Linked DNA regions of Homo sapiens: region 1 is linked to region 2. A link is an interaction called in ENCODE POLR2A ChIA-PET data of the cell type or tissue named here. Cell type or tissue: A673. All regions are shown on one strand. Links, peaks and the distances in the headings refer to the core of each region. The heading gives the core; the rest is flanking DNA. Region 1 overlaps TENM2 (teneurin transmembrane protein 2). Region 2 overlaps TENM2 (teneurin transmembrane protein 2).

Region 1 (2,917 bases), core at 155-2,654, 73 kb after region 2:
CTAGGCCAGTCACTGGAATCACCTCAGGAGTTTGAAACAATGTAAATGCCGGGATGCCAACCCAGAAACTCTGATGTAATAGGGCCAGGCAGCAGCCTGGACACCACAGTGTTTAAAAGCTGCCCAGATGCTCTTGAGAAAGAGTTCATATGGAAGCAAGTGTAAGAGGAGCTGGGGGAGAGAGACTGGAGATGTACAGATATTTAGTTGATTACTGCAAGACCTAAACCAGGCTCTCAGCATTAAGGAGAACCTTGCCTAAGGCTAAGTCACTGGGTATAGGAGTTGCCAGGGACTTCATCAGGAAAGAAGGTAGAGAGCCATAGGCTGGATGAATGTGGAGGGAAATGAGAAGGAGGAGTCAAAGATAGCTTTGAGTTCTTGAGCATGGCTAGTGTGATGAGCCCTTCTTAGGAAAAGCAAGAATGGGGATTGGGAGGGAAGGAGATCTTCGTTTGAGCGGGGGATGGGAAATAAATTTGAATCTGAAAAGGCGTGGATTGGCTCGATGGTCATATCCAACAGACAGCTGAAACTTTGGGTCTGGATTTCAGGGAAGAGAGGCAAGAGGGAAGAAAAGAATGGAAGGGAAGAGAAGATAGAGAGGAATGAAGGGAGGGGGAAGAAGAGACAATGAGAAACACTGAGAGAGATTTTGCATTTTTAAAGCCTGTGACAAGAATTCCATTACTGAAAGAAGAGCATTTGCTGAAAAGAGAAAAGAGGAGAAAGAGGACCGAACCTCCAATAATGCCTGCATGTGCAGGGGAAAAAATAGAAAGAGAAGAAGAAAGCAAAAGGGGCAAGAGTTAGGAGAAGAGTCACGTTAATGTCGCATTATCAAAGCTAAAGAAAGAGTAGGTTGGGGGATGGGTGCAGGAAAGGTCAATTGCCAGCAATACCAAACGCCAAAGACAGGCAAGGAGGGTGAGATATTTCAGGCAAGAAGAAAGCTTGCAAAGTCATCATGATAGCATAGTAATAATAACAATAATAATAATAATTGGTGTTCACAATGGATTTATCGTGTGCCACGCTCCTGGCCAAGTGCCTTGCGTTAATTCAACAACAACTCTCCAAGTATTAGGTATCCCCATTTTGCAGATGAGGTAACAGAGATTTTAGGTACCCTGCACAAGGTTACACAGATAAAACGTGGTGGAGTGAATTCAGGAAGTCCAGCTCCCGAGAGACACCTGACCTCTCTGTGGAAACCAGAGTGACTCATTTAGAGGGCAACACTCAGTGTGGGTGGGAAAACCAGTAGGTGCCGGAAATCTCTGTCCATGTGGATGAAAACATCTCCCTGGTTGTTCCAGACAGAGTTCTATTGCACAGGAAGCAGATTCCCTTTCTGGAGTGAATGTTGCTGGGCACATGACCAAGTGCCCATTAGGATGGAGCGAAAGAACGGCATCCGACTCTTACAAAAAGTTGACATCTGAACAAAGAGAAATAAAAGCAAGTATGTTAAATTAATTTGAAAGGTCTTGTTTAAATCCACTCACGCAAAGACGTTCTCAATTTAAGGCTTTTATTCTACCCTAACCTCAGTTAGTTAGTGTGGCAGCTCAGAGCACATTCTGGATGATGCCAGGAAAAATTCATTTCACACCTGAAATGCTTAGATCTCATGCCGTTTCTTACAGTATCTTTCTGTCTGTGCCCTCAACCCACTAAAAAAAAAAAAAAAAAAAAAAGGGGGGGGGGGTTTTGGAAAGGAAAGGAATGATATCTTTCTCCGGAAACATTGCACTGAGGCAAACGTTTTCCCTTTGGTGCATTAGGAAGCCCTTAGATGAGAGAAGCTGGTGAGCTATGAAACAGCATTGGGACTTCTCTTGCAATTAAAAAAAAAATTATCAAAGCACTTTCCATACATGAAACCACCGTCAGTTATGTGGGGGAGGAATTATTATCTGTGTATCATGAAGGTGGAAATTACGGTACTGAGAGGTTAAATGATATTCCCAGCAGGCAAGAGAAGAAACTTTTCCAGGCTTGGCATGAGGACCTCTCTGTTTGTATATGTGTTCCCATTAGGGCTGCTCTGATGATCCAAATAAAAGTTGGGAGTGGGGGTAATGATTTATAAGCCCAAGGTTTTTAAAACATCATTTCTCATGTTTGGAAGTGAAAGTTGGCTGTGAGAATTCATCGAAAATGAGCCTGGATAGATGAGGCTGATGCAGATTAGTTTTTGAAGTGGAAGGACTGGAGGATTGGCCTTGTTTTCAAACGGCTAATTTTCTTGTTAATCACTGCGTTGGTTAATAACCACCTAGTTATGACCGTGGCAGAGAAAGACTGTCTGAAATAGGTCAAGCCTTCAGTCAGCCTGGCGTGTCCTGTCTTGATTGAAGGCTCAGGAAGCAGGAAGACTGGAGTGATTGGGGTGGGGGGGTGAGGTGGGATTGAGGCCTTGAGAGGAGACAGCAGTGACCACCTGGGGGACTTTTCTGTGGGAGATTGACAGGACTGGATGTACTCCTGAGGAGTCCTGCGGGGTGGGGGACAGGAATGTAAAAAAGGCCTGAGATGTCTTTTTTGGAATATGTGTGCCTTTTAATTCCTTGAATTTTTTTTCATTAATAACATGAATTAGATATGTTTTTTCCTACATTCTAAGAACACGACAGAATAATTGGAATATGCATGTGCAATTTAAGAAGACAATGAAAACCACCCAAAATTGAACACCCAGAGATGATCACTGTTACCCTTTTGATATATAACTTCCTTTTCTCTTTCTCTTTCTTTCTCTTTCTCACACGCTTTTTCAGTTTATCTTAATAGGTCCTGACTGAATTGTTAGCACCTACCACGGTTCCTAGCACATGGTAGATACTCAATAAATGTTGATGTAAGGATGAAAAAAATCATATTTATGATTTGTGGTATAGAATTATATAATAGG
Region 2 (2,917 bases), core at 160-2,659:
AGCTCCTCTGGCGTGCACACACACATGCATAGGCAGTGTCAGTCTGTTGGCAGCACCTCCCAGGACAGACTTGCGATCCCACGGGCTCTGCAGTCCCAAATTGCTAGGGCTCTCTTTTGAGTTAAGTGTCAGGCTGGCCATGGAAACCTGGGATTGGGCCCTGGCTGCCTTAGTGGCTTTGAGTAAGAGGGCCGGGCATTTAATATTTGTTGAAGTGACTGAGCTCTCAGTGCGCTCATTTATCTGTCTGAATAGTGGATAGTAATACTTCTCAGCTCCATGGAGATAATGGTAATGATAATTAAAAAAAAAAAAAAACAACTGTGACCCAGGTATCAGCTCAAACCCATCTCCACAGACCATTCCCACATTCTGGGTGTTCCCTGAGCTCCTGTGCTCAAGCTCATGTTTGTTCATTTTTCAGCACTTACTCCTTCCCGCAGCCCAACACGTCGTGTACCTGTACCTTTCTCTCCACCCCAAGCTGCTCCAGTTGTAGAATTTGGCCTCTTACCCCTAGCATGTGCAAAAAAACAAACAAACTAGCAAACAAAATCTCAGGCAGACAAAATCATCCACCCAAAACCTTGTGTGGAACAGACTTTACTGAAAGTTTGGAGAAAATGAAGAATTGAGAGTTTCATATGCCAGCAATAAAAAGAAGTTTAAATAGAATATTCAACACCTCTCTTCTTCAAGAGTGCTTGGGTCAGTTCTGACTAACTGGGGCTCCAGCTCCCTGCCAGGTTCCCTGCTGCATTTCTATTTCTTCCGATTGGCCAGAAATTCAAATGGATTTCACTATATTTTTGCAGAGCAGCTCAGCACTCTCCACCTGCACCCAAAAAGCCAGCACTTTCTTCCTTCTTCATAGACCCCTTGATAGACTCTGCAAAAGGAAAACTATAGCATAGAGATTTATTTCCCCAAAGATGTTAATAGCACCATTTCCTGTCACTAACCTTCAAGCCAAGAAAGGAAAAGTTGTTACATTTTTGTTTTCAAAAACACTTTTTCTGACACATAATACTTTACTATGTATTTCCTTACATTTTTAATATCCTTCCCACCTGATTGATTAATTAATTGATTGATTAAGGGATCAATTAAAAAGGCAGTGTGGCCAAAGGTTAAGAGCACAGACTCAGGAGCTCTGCTGCTTACTAGTGACTCTGAGCAAGTTACTTAAGTTCTCTGAGCTTTGGTAAAGGCGGATAGTCAAGGTACCTCCCTGATATCCCAGCCATGTGGTTAAATGAGATCATGCACATTGAGGTGCTGATTTCAGAACCTGGCACGTGCAATGGTTATTTCCTTTGTCTACAGTCAATGGCAGCATTTCATTTTCATCCAAATTTTATAATAGAATGTTTTCTCTATTTCCAAAATGATTTCAGGTTAAATGGGTAGTGTGCTGGGATTCTGGCACAAGCCAGATTGCACCTTGCCCCACCAAGTAGAAACTGACTGTATCCATCCTCCATCCTCAAGACAGAAGCCAGATGGCCTCCTGTCCTCCCCTAAGTAGTCTTCAGTTTCATGTATGTTTCTCTGTAGTGGCCTTCCCACTGCTGCTGTTTTAACCAGATAACGAAAAAATCCAAGGTGGTTCGGAATAACCGGCATTGGCTGAACTTTTTTCCAACCAATGTTACTAGAAACATAATTGCTCAGAATTAACACTCTCATCTTCAGTGGAACAGAATGCAATTGTTTGCTCTTGGTTTGAGTCCTCAGAGTGGGGCTGGTAGGGGGCAAGGAACAATTATTGCAACTAAATTTTAATCAACAGTTTCAGTAACAATATTGAATTAAAAAGGTACTAGCTACTAGTTAGAGCATGGCTTAACTTGTACACAGGCAAATCAGTCATTCTGTGGTGATTAACATCTATTCAGAACAGAGAATGTATTCTGGGTACTAAATTACCATAGGAATTAATGCAGTATTTTTAAAGGGCTTAAAATATGTTAATAAATACAGTATTGTAGCACCTGCAGCTGAAGGAACCAAAGTCATTAAAGATGGATATAATTATATTTATTATGGCAAGGAGCTAGGTGGGCGGGGGGGGGGGAACAGTTTAATGAGCGTGAATGAAATAGAGGTTCTTTATTTAAAACTTCTTACCTGAGGAAACTGTTCCCTTTGAGGAGTTGAGTTATTGCCTGAAATCACTGAATGAAAGAACTATACAAAAAGTTAATCAGGGATAATTTTCCAACCTCTGGACAATGAACTTCAGAGGTCTACTGGGGTCATAGCAAAACTCTCCACCTTTTTCCCTTTGAACTTACCATGGAATCCCTCTTCCCCTGCTGTGCCCTGTAGGATCCCTGTGATGTCTGCCACTTTACCAACTTCAGTTTCCACTGCCTTCCCACACCTGCCCCACCCAAATGCCACACCCACCTTGCAGTTGCTCAAACAATCCCTTATCCAACCTCAGGGCCTCAGCACATACTTTTGCCTCTACATGACATTTATTTTGCAACCACTTCAATAGCACTTGGCCAGGCTTTGTCCTAGACAAATGTTAAATACTATCTAATTTAATCCTCAGGAAAGCCTTACAGATTAGATCCCATTATCATCACCGTTTTACAGATGAGGAAAAGAAGTCAGTGAAGGGCTAAGGGGCTTGCCATAGGTCCTGCTGACTTGAAGTTCTCTTCACCACCAAAGTTCTGCTGCATCTTTGTAGGACCGGCTACTCTCATCCCTCAGATCTCAGCTCCGATGCTGTCCCTGACCCCTTTATCTAAACTCTCCTTTCCCCCAACCCCATCCCCAGTTGCTCTGTTTCAGGATCCAGTTTGTTCTTTGCAGCACCTGTCACACCATTTTAAGCGATAGTCTGCATGTGTATTTTTAGTTATAATTTTCCTTCTCTTGCACTAGGATCATGCCCATAAAG

Evidence for each region. ChIA-PET counts read pairs that join two places held together with the same protein. Peaks named below come from ENCODE experiments on the same cell type or tissue, not always from the same donor. Only the 100,000 strongest peaks of a DNase experiment are listed, where the experiment ranks them.
Region 1: POLR2A ChIA-PET joins it to region 2 with 6 read pairs; 3 of 35 experiments call an interaction of 5 or more read pairs at or near these places.

What each region holds. Positions count from the first base shown.
Region 1 is chr5:167,898,434-167,901,350 of GRCh38, forward strand. The region is part of intron 5 of TENM2 (teneurin transmembrane protein 2); the gene reads left to right. Among named protein-coding and RNA genes, the nearest start is that of TENM2-AS3, 54 kb to the right of the region's middle. In A673, for the core only: no CTCF peak of the experiment used is centred there; a DNase peak (open chromatin) is centred at 1,298; H3K27ac peaks cover 2,500 bases.
Region 2 is chr5:167,825,563-167,828,479 of GRCh38, forward strand. The region is part of intron 4 of TENM2 (teneurin transmembrane protein 2); the gene reads left to right. Among named protein-coding and RNA genes, the nearest start is that of TENM2-AS3, 130 kb to the right of the region's middle. In A673, for the core only: no CTCF peak of the experiment used is centred there; no DNase peak of the experiment used is centred there.